Regions from separate parts of the Homo sapiens genome. Here region 2 is linked to region 1. A link is a contact called in ENCODE Hi-C or POLR2A ChIA-PET data. All regions are on one chromosome and are shown on one strand. Each heading gives the region's core, a stretch centred on a gene start or an enhancer-like site at or near the end of the contact. The rest is flanking DNA. Distances are from core to core; before and after follow the strand shown.

Evidence for each region. A loop is a pair of places that touch in the nucleus more often than their neighbours do. ChIA-PET counts read pairs that join two places held with the same protein, here RNA polymerase II (POLR2A). Pooled maps may share reads with other maps.
Region 2: a loop to region 1 is called in a pooled map, with 2.5 times the contacts of the local background. The contact joins two enhancer-like sites. A Hi-C loop is called at or near these places in 2 of 50 pooled maps. POLR2A ChIA-PET finds 5 or more read pairs at or near these places in 3 of 52 experiments (H1, OCI-LY7 and PC-9).

Annotation. Positions count from the first base shown.
Region 1 is chr5:149,602,903-149,608,267 of GRCh38, reverse strand. All of the region lies in intron 3 of ARHGEF37 (Rho guanine nucleotide exchange factor 37), which reads right to left. It also overlaps the pseudogene RNU6-588P. Among named protein-coding and RNA genes, the nearest start is that of ARHGEF37, 24 kb to the right of the region's middle. RefSeq lists an enhancer at 1,875-2,014. Within about 2 kb of position 1,737, at least 13 of the 41 ENCODE cell types and tissues checked have a DNase peak (open chromatin) inside an H3K27ac peak, as active enhancers do.
Region 2 is chr5:149,849,570-149,854,468 of GRCh38, reverse strand. PPARGC1B (PPARG coactivator 1 beta) reads right to left here. Exons shown (of 12, transcript NM_133263.4): 12 at 1-4,899. Among named protein-coding and RNA genes, the nearest start is that of PDE6A, 93 kb to the left of the region's middle. Within about 2 kb of position 1,273, at least 4 of the 41 ENCODE cell types and tissues checked have a DNase peak (open chromatin) inside an H3K27ac peak, as active enhancers do.

The DNA of each region.
Region 1 (5,365 bases), core at 488-2,987:
TGTCAGGCCTCTGAGCACAAGCTAAGCCATCATATCCCCAGTGACCTGCACGTATACATCCAGATGGCCTGAAGCAACTGAAGATCCACAGAAGTGAAAATAGCTTAACTGATGACATTCCACCATTGTGATTTGTTTCTGCCCCACCCTAACTGATCAATGTTTTTTATAATCTCCCCCATCCTTAAGAGGTTTCTTTAGGCCGGGCCCGGTGGCTCATGCCTGTAATCCCAGCACTGTGGGAGGCCCAGATGGGTGGATCACAAGATCAGGAGATTGAGACCATCCTGGCTAACACAATGAAATCCCGTCTCTACTAAAAATACAAAAAAAATTTGCCAGGCATGGTGGCGGGCACCTGTAGTCCCAGCTACTCGGGAGGCTGAGGCAGGAGAATGGCGTGAACCCAGGAGGCGGAGCTTGCAGTAAGCTGAGATCGTGCCACTGCACTCACTCCAGCCTGGGTGACAGAGCAAGACTCCATCTCAAAAAAAAAAAAAAAAAAAAAAAAAGAAGTTTCTTTATAATTCTCCCCACCGTTGAGAATGTACTTTGTGAGATCCACCCCCTGCCCCCAAAACATTGCTCTTAACTCCACCGCCTATCCCAAAACCTGTAAGAACCAATGATAATCCCACCACCCTTTGCTGACTCCTTTTTCGGACTCAGCCCGCCTGCACCCAGGTGAAATAAAGAGCCTTGTTGCTCACACAAATCCTGTTTGGTGGTCTCTTCACATGGATGCGTGAGACAATACACATATGATAAGTGCCATGAATTAAAACGGAGCCAAATAAAGAGTTAGAAAATGGTGGGGGATGTACTTGGGGAAGGCCTTTCGCAAGATGTGAATGTCTACCAGAGAGGCAGAGGTAACTAGTCCTGGGAACAAGCAAGGGAAGAGCAGCACCAAGTATTAGGGAAGGACACCTGCAGAGGCCCTGAGGCAGGACAGTGCTGGCCACAAGGGCAACAGCAAGAAGGCAAGTGTGGCTGGAGTAGGTGAACAAGGGCATAAAGTAGAGGAAATAAATCTCCAGGTGGATGGTGTCAAAAAATAAAACAGGTTGGGTGCTATGGCTCATGCCTGAAATCCCAGCATTCTGGGAGGCCAAGGCGGGTGGATCACTTGAGGCCAGGAGTTTGAGACCAGCCTGGCCAACATAGCGAAACCCCGTCTCTACTAAAAAAATACAAAAATTAGCCAGGAGTGGTGGCAGGTGCCTCAGGAGGCTGAGGCAGGAGAACTGCTTGAACCCTGGAGGCAGAGGTAGCAGTGAGCTGAGATTGCACCACTGCACTCCAGCCTGGGCGACAGAGCAAGACTGTCTCAAAAAATCAATTAATTAAAAAATAAAAATAAAGTAGAGGAAATAAGCAGGAAACAGAAGCCAGATCATGTAGGGTCTTAAAGTAAGTGGAGTGCAGTAAGGGATTCAGGTTTTATTCTGATGGTTGCAGGAAGCAACTGGAGGCCTTTGAGCAACGGTGACATGATCTGATTTCTGCTTAAAAGGATCACACTGGTGCTCAATTTTAGCATCATATACGCTAAAGTTGGAACAATATAGAGATTAGCATGGCGCCTCTGCAAAAATGACATGCAAATTTGCGAAGCGTTCCATACTTTCAAATCAGAAACTAATGAGATTAGTTACCTACAGAGGGTGGACGGACTTGAGAGGAAGTGGTGAGGGTGAAGAAAAATATATTAACCACAAGAAGGCAGGTGGGGAACCAGGGACCACAGGAAGCCCAGCTGACCCTACTGCCTGCCAAAGCCATGGGCTAGACCTGTGACCCAGACAAGGTCTGTGTTGGGACACATCAGCTGGTGGCCAGAGGTGCATGGTCCAGTTCTCAGCAAAGATCCCCATGGGGAGATCGCAGTCCCAGGGCCTACCCTTTCCCGGTGTTGGTTCAGCTGATGCCTAGCAAGAACTCCCAGGAGAAGCCCCTAGAGCCAGACAGAACATGACCACCCGAAACTGCAGCCAGGAAGAAGCTGTGTGAGAGAGAGATCAGCCAACTGCAGAGACGGCCTGGCTAAGAGATAGCTTGGGTGTGGCCGTGAAACCTAGGCCGGTTCCCACAGTCTCCTCAACATGGGTGTGTCCTCAGAAATGAGACAGACATGCCAAGGAAACTGTGTCATACCAGTGTGGCCAGAGGCAAGGGTGTTTCAGTAACTAAAGGATGGAGGAAAGTGAACTCCCACAGAACAGAGTGGTCCAAAGAGGCAAGAATGGCAATTACACCAAAGGAAAGGCTTGTTTCCTCCCTGCTTGTCCTTCTCCAGTCACAGATTAGCAAACAATTTATTCCTAGCATAAAAGGGGATACTCATCTCTAGCTGGGATTAGTTGGAAAGGAGAGAAAGGGAGGCAGCATGGTCAAGACCTAGGGCTCTAGAAGAGCTGGGTTCAAATACTAACTCTGCCTGGTCAAGCTGTGTGACCTTGGGAATGTTACTTAGCCTCTCTGAGCCTCAGAGACGTTTTTGGTAAAATGGAGGTTATTAATAATAATCAACAAGTAACGATGTTATGAGAACTCAAAGAGCTCCTTCAGGTTAAGTACTTGGCATCATTGTTGGCACAGAGATGGATACTATTTTCATGATCATTTTAAGGTGGCAGTAACTGGGACTCAGAAAGGAAAGAGCTTGTGGGTGGCAGGGACTTGTTAGTCAGATTCCAAAGCTCCTGCGGTAACCTAGACCTTCAATGCTCAAATACAGTAGTCACCAGCCACACGTGGCTATTGGGCACTTGAAATATGATGAACCCCAAATGCGATGTGCTGTCAGTGTAAAAGATACTGGATTTCAAAGACTTCATACAAAACAAAAGTAATGAATGATGAATGTTTATACTGATTACATGTTAAAATATTATTTTGGATCTATTGAGTTAAATAAAAGATATCATTAAAATTAATTCCAGTTGCTTCTTTAATTTTCTTAATGTAGCTACTTGAAAATTTAAAAAATTTGCAGCTAACGTTATATTTCTTTTTTTCTTTTCTTTTTTTTTTTTTTTGAGATGCAGTCTTGCTCTGTTGCCCAGGCTGCAGTGCAGTGGCACAATCTCGGCTCACTGCCACCTCCACCTCCTGGGTTCAAGCAATTCTCCTGCCACAGCCTCCCAAGTAGCTGAGATTACAGGCACCCACCAACACGCCCGACTAATTTTTGTATTTTTAGTAGAGGTGGGGTTTCACTATGTTGGCCAAGCTGGTCTCGAACTCCTGACCTCAGGTGATCTATCTGCCTCAGCCTCCCAAAGTGCTGGGATTACAGGCGTGAGCCACCATGCCCAGTCTCCCAAAAATCTTTCAAAATGCTGTTGCTGGGCCAAGAGTTTGCAACCAGCCTGGCCAACATGGCGAAACCCAGTCTCTACTAAAAATACAAAAATTAGCCGGGCGTGGTGGCGCACGCCTGTAATCCCAGCTACCTGGCAGGCTGAGACATGAGAATCGCTTGAACCCAGGAGGCAGAGGTTGCAGTGAGCTAAGATTGCACCACTGTACTCCAGCCTGGGCGACAGAGAGAGATTCTGTCTCAAAAAAAAAAAAAAAAAAAAAAAATGGTGTTGCTGCCTTACTGGGAAAAGGGCTCTCCTTGCATAGCAAGGCCTAGGGGCTAGAAGGGGAATAGAGAGACAGCAGGCAAGAGCCAGAGCAGCCTGGCCTGGCACACAGTTGCACTGAGGAGAAGAAAAGCCATGTGGGTTATTTGGGCCTCTTTTTGGCAACCACAAGAGACAAGGGATGAGGAGGATATTTTCTGCAGACTCTGTAAAGGCCAGGGAACAGGACTGCCAAAGTTGCAGGGGAGAGAGGAATACAGGATGCTCTGTTAAATTTGAATTTTAGATAAACAATGAATAATTTTTTAGCGTAAGTAAGTCCCATGCAACATTTGGGATATACTTATACTAAAAAATTATTCATTGTTTATCTGAAATACAAATTTAACTGATCATCCCATATTTTAACTGGAAACCCTACAGTGAAGCAGTGAGGGCAGTCCATGGACCTATCACCAGGTGTGATCAGGAGACGAAGTAACATTTTGGCTCTGTGGCTCCAGCACAAAGGCAGACTGAGAAATGAAGACCTTTACAAGGAACCTCACCAAACCTCAAACATGTAGCTATAGAAGAGCCCGAGCTCAAAGTCCTTAGACCCTTAGAATGTTTTCAGCCTGAGGCTATATCAATTTCCATTCAAATAAGTGTTAATTATTAACCAAAATAATGATCAAATGATAAAAGAGAAGTACCTGTGAGAACATCTATAGGTACTTTTTAAATTTTTTTTATTTTTGAGACAGAGTCTCACTCTGTCACCCAGGCTGGAGTACACTGGCACGATCTCAGCTCCCTGCAACCTCCGCCTCCCGGGTTCAAGCGATTCTCGTGCCTCAGACTCCTGCATAGCTGGGATTACAAGTGTGTGCCACCACATCTGGCTAATTTTTGTATTTTTAGTAGAGACGGGGTTTCACCATGTTGGCCTGGGTGATCTCGAACTCTTGACCTCAGGTGATTTGCCCACCTTAGCTTCCCAAAGTGCTGGGATTATAGGGATGAGTCACCATGGCTGGCCTACAGGTGCTTTTTAAAATCTTGTTCTTTAATTTTGCATTCCTTTATCATTTGTAGGGAATAGTAACTCACATTGCTATTTTACTAAAGAACTATATTTTCAGAGGAATGATAAACACACAGTATACAGGCTTTAAGTCTCACCTTCTACCATGCAGAAGCAATTCAGTGTAGCAGTTAAGAGCTCTGACTCTCAGGGCCAACTACCTGCATTCAAATCCTGGCTCTGCCCCTAGCTGCGTGACTAAGCAGGTTATTGCCTCTCTCTGTGCCAAAGATTCCTCAACTGTAAAATGAGATAATGGTATCTACATTTCAGGGTTATTTTGAGATGAAGTGAATTAATATATGTACATAAGAACAGTGCTTAGCGTTTTGTAAACACTCAGAAAGTAGGTTTTTAAGATTTGTTTGCGTATTTAGGCCAGGCACGGTGGCTCACACCTGTAATCCCAGCACTTTGGGAGGCTGAGGTGGGCGGATCACCTGAGGTCAGGAGCTCGAGACCAGCCTGGCCAACATGGTGAAACCCTATCTCTACTAAAAATACAAAAATTAACCGGGTGTGGTGGCGGGCGCCTGTAATCCCAGCTACTCAGGAGGTTGAGGCAGGAGAATCGCTTGAACCTAGGAGGCAGAGGTTGCAGTGAGCCGAGATCATGCCATCGCACTCCAGCCTGGGTGACAGAGCGAGACTCCATCTCAAAAAAAAATAAAACTTTTTTTTGCATATTTGTTGTTTTTAATCTGCA
Region 2 (4,899 bases), core at 24-2,523, 250 kb before region 1:
TGTGTCCCTCTGTGTAGGTGAAATTCTTGCACCTTTCTCAATAAATGCATCAATGTAATTCCACACACACACACACACACAAACACACACACACAGGCACAGACGTGTGTATGTGTGCACAGATACACACACACACACCCCCACCACAAACACAGCCTTACACTCACGCACTCAGGCCGTAGTTACCTTGTTAAGCTTCCTAATAAATAATGCCCCCTACAGTAGTACCCCCGGGGATGACAAAACCTCACAGGTTTAGCCATTCCTTGGTTTGACCCTGTCGCAGAGTCAGGGAAAGCCCTGGCTCCTATTGCTCAGAATTCTCTAGGCTGTGTGGTCACACCAAGAGAAAATAATTTGAGTCCAAGATTTGGAAATGCTGGAAAGGACCATAGGGACCACCTTGCCCAGTTGATTAAGGCTGGCTACAGACACCTTCTTTAGAAACCTGGGGTTGGGGAGAGGGCTCGTGTTGGTTTCAACATTAGCAGCTGCCTCTGGAAGAAGCAGATGCTCCAAGCCAATGCTAACAACATGGCACAAGGAGGCGAGGGGGTGGGTGTGAATTCCAGAGCAGACTGCACTAAGCTGGACTTCTGGATGGTCATCTTCCCCAGAAACCATTTGGAAATCCAAGCAGTCTATTCCCCTGCTGCACATACCACCTTGTCCACGCTCCCCTTGAGATTTCCCACCTGTTTCCATTGGAATCAGAACATCCCTCAAGAAACAAAGTTGGGAATAGTTTATGACTTTTTATTCCTAACACAAAAACATTTGACAAGATTTTAAAAATACAAAATACAGAAACAAAAAATTGAACAAAAAAAACTATTTGGCTATTCGGGGATCATATCAAAGATCATGGCCAGGCCCCCCACAAAATCCTTACACCCAACTTCTTATCTTGCCTTGAGGGCAGAATTCGGACCACCCAGCAAAGGTTTACTTAACAAGGTCAGCAGCTGGGCTGCCAGTATTGCAGTTACAGTAAACCCTTCCCGGGCACCTGGACCTCTCCTGGTCCACTCCTGTCTCTTCTGCCCACAGGACAGCTAGTGCATTTCTCAGTTCTGCGTGAGAGTCTACTAAGTGGCTGCTTCTGGAGTCTTCTGACCCTAGTGTTGCACTGATCTCTGAACACAAAGGCAGTTCGTTCAGGCCATTATATTTCATTCCCAAAGTTCACGATGGACAGCAGGGTGGCCGAAAGGATTTATTTGCCTTCCATCTGGGTAGCTGGTGGAGACAACCTTTGGCCACTAGATGGCGACCGCATGTTGATAAGGCAAAGTGCTGAGGTGGAAACTGACCAATTCCCTTCACAAGTAACCAATGAGCAAGGGTGGTCAAGTGAAAAAGGAAGCTTTTGTAAGCCGCCTTGGAGACTCCTTTGACCAAAAATACAGCCCAGGGGGGTTCTAGTTATATAAACCCCTCTTTGAGGAGTTGTTGCACAGCCCAGGGACCGACCACCTATAAAACCTATTTTCCAAGCCCCAAATTTGGGCAGTTGGATTTTTGTACTCCTTCCGGATGTGCAAAGCATACTGATGAAACAGAGTATCTGAAAAGCTGTCCCCAGGAATCACGAAGGCTCAGTCACTGCTGCTATACCATTAAAGAAACAAAAAACAAAAGCTGCCCTAAACATATGCAGCGCGATCAATGCCTCCTGTTGCCCCATATGTTTTACAATCATTTGAAAGAAATGTGTGAAAAGCTCCTAAGCTGTTTTTCTTTAAAAAAAAAAAAAAAAAGTGTATTGCTAGTATTGTCTGAGAACAAGAGAGAAACAGCCAAATGGTCACAACATTCGGATTAACAGCTATCCAGTGGGGACAAAGACAAGGTTAATGTGAGATTTGACATCGTTACCTAGCCAAGTTGGGGGTTTAATTCCTTACTGTCCCCACTAGAAACTATGGCTTAGATCTGTCCCGGGGAGCTGGTCTTCTTGGATAAGGCAACTCAGCCAGGACACAGTGGGATTGAACCTACTGCTGGTTGGTTCTTGCAGAGAACCCTCACCCTGAACAGGAGCTGGGTCAAGTCAGAGAATGGAATCAGTTTCAAGGAGGAGTGATGGATTCCCAATGCTCCTGGTTGGGGATCTGAGCCTCTCAGAGGTGAAAGGGACTTTAATGCTCATATTCAACATTCTCATTTGGTAGATGAGGAAACAGGGGCCCAAGGTCACATAGCAAGTAAGAAACATTAGGGTTTCTGATTCTGAGATGGCTTACAGTTAAGTGACTTACTCTACAAACTCATTTCACTCAGCTGGGCTGTTTTCATCTTTCTGTAAAGGTAGGTACCAAGATCTAAACCCATGGCTCCCTGTTTCAAGGGCTTCCAACAAAAGGCCAGCAAAGGGTTGGCCCCAGCACTGGCTCTCCTGCTGCTGACATCTCCAAAGGCATCTCTGCTCTCTCCTACCTGACAGCAGCCCCATTCCCAAACTCCCTGTCCCAGTCTCTAGAAGATCACTTCACACAGCCAAAGGAGACTCGTATTTTCCAGTGTAGAAACACGGACCCAGGCTGAAGTGTTGGGGTTTTCTCAAAGTGCTTTTATTGTTTAATGCAAAGTCAGCCTTTGCCTACTTCCTGGGTGTCTTGTAGCCGGCTCAGGGCCTCCCCCATCCCATGGTGGTTCTGGGCCAAGGACACATCCATGCATGTGGGTTTCCAACTCTGCAGCTCCCCTCCATTTACCCGGTACCTCCAAACTTGACGAGCAGACCTGGAGCCCATCTGTGTGTAAAAACCCCTCAGGGACTAGGGGACTAACTTTGACATATTGCACATGCACTAGTTTTCTTCTTCCCCATTGGTAAGGATGACAGGGTCCCTCTTCTTTGGCCAGGGAAACCATGACATTCACTTTCTTTGCTGTTGTACATCCAATTTCTTTCCTTAATCATATCTGATGCTGGGATGTGGGTAACCCCAAACTGAAGGCAGCTGCTAAATCTCAAATGCTAAAAAAATACTGCAATTTTGACATCAGTGAGTCAGATCAATACATCCTCTGGGGCTGATTTTGCTTCACAGTTAGGATGAGCCATCTCTTAAGCTGCAGGCTCAAATGGGATTAACTGAACTCTATACCTGGGATGGGCCATGGACTGAGCTGTCCATGCAGAAGGACCAGGCTGTCCATGCCTTCCCTGCCCTTTTACTCACCACTGCACAGCAGCCCCAGTGGGCCTACTGCACATGTCTAGGAGAAATCACTCTAAGAAAACCAACAGGAACAGGCTTTAGGCAACAAGAGACGTCTCACTGCATCTCCTCCCACGTCAGAACTTGAGTACTGGGTCTTTGCAGCTCAGAGCATTCCTCCCTTCCTTCTCCTGCCCGCAAAGCCCTGCCTCTCTCCTGAGTACATATGACACTCCATGCTGCAAGATTTCAAGGCAGATGCAGGTATCTTATGGGTGCTTTTTGACTCAAAGCAGCTTTTTGGTTGAGGGGGCAAGTTGTGACGGAGCAGGGGGTGGGGGCCTTAGCTGCACTCCATCCACTCATATTCTTTAACTCTTTGATGCATTTTCCTTCGGTAACCAGAGCCCCCGAGAATGGGGATTCTGATTCAGCCTTGTACAGACTGAGGAAGGAGATGGAAGAATTCCACTTAGTGGTTGGATCAGACATTTTTGGAAAACACCAGCACGGCACAGAAACGGACAGTACGACCTGCCCTGTGCGGGCGGCTATCGACACAGTCTACAGCAAGCTTTATGGCGATCACATGTAAACATCATCAAGAGCAAACACTAGGACAGAGCTACAACGAGATGGTTGCCAATGGCAGCTGCTCCCTCTGGGTTACTCCTCAATTTGGTGGGAAAGAGACCAAGGTTCACTCGTTTTTCTGAATAGACCTTGGAGTTGCCCTAAATAATACACAGCACCGAATGAGTCCTTCGGGATAGAGGTTGTCTGCAGGGTCGGTAAATTTTAGAACTTGTAGCATTTTATGTACGGGATAGCAAGTAGAGACTACTCGATGCCCTTGGCAGGCAGCGTCCCCTAGCCCTGACTTTAGGTATGTCATGTCCCAATGCCACGCTCAGGTCTCTGCTCAAGGGCCAACGTCTAAGCTAACTACAAGTGTCCTAGGTTAATCTGACATGAAAGGACAGCTTTAGCTGACCCCAAAGCAGGGAGGGACAGACTGGTCCTTTGCTAAAACTCTCCATTTCTTTACTCTAAAGTATCACCAGCCCAAGGCTGACCCTTTGACCAAGAGCAATCAAGGAAGAAGCAAATAGGAGGGGCTAAGAGATCATATATGGACCAACTCCTTTCAGCACACCGGGGTGCCAGGGAGTAAAAGGGACTTACCAAAGTTACAAAGGAAATTCTTGGTAGAATCTGGACTCCCCCAACTCTCCAGACTTGGAATCTAGTGTTCTTTCCTATCTCAGTTCTCTCCTTGATGTAAATCAGGACTTAACTTAGTGGAGGCAGCAGAAAGATCTAAATTTTATCCCATTCCATAATCATTTATTGTGTGCCTACTATGTGCTAGGCAGTGAATAGCTAAAGAGGAAATCCGAATGATCAGGTCTGTGCTGTGGGAAGTCCCTTTTTGGTCCATCTTCCTAAGCCCTGCCTTCCCCAAATATGTTCCTGTCTGTCATTCGTCTACCGCCCCCTGCACCCTCTGCAAGGGGACGTGGGCGTCAAAATAGTATTGGGAGTGTTACGCCATGGAATAGCATTAGGGGAGTTTTCTCTCATGGAACGGAACATCACAGACAGGGATAGGCCAGCATGAAACCCAGCCAGCATATGGTTTTGTGTGATTGTTGGAAACCTTCCAAAGATTAGCCCAAGATGTCAAATAGATTGAACTCTAATCAATTAGTAATGACTTACCAGAGCACTG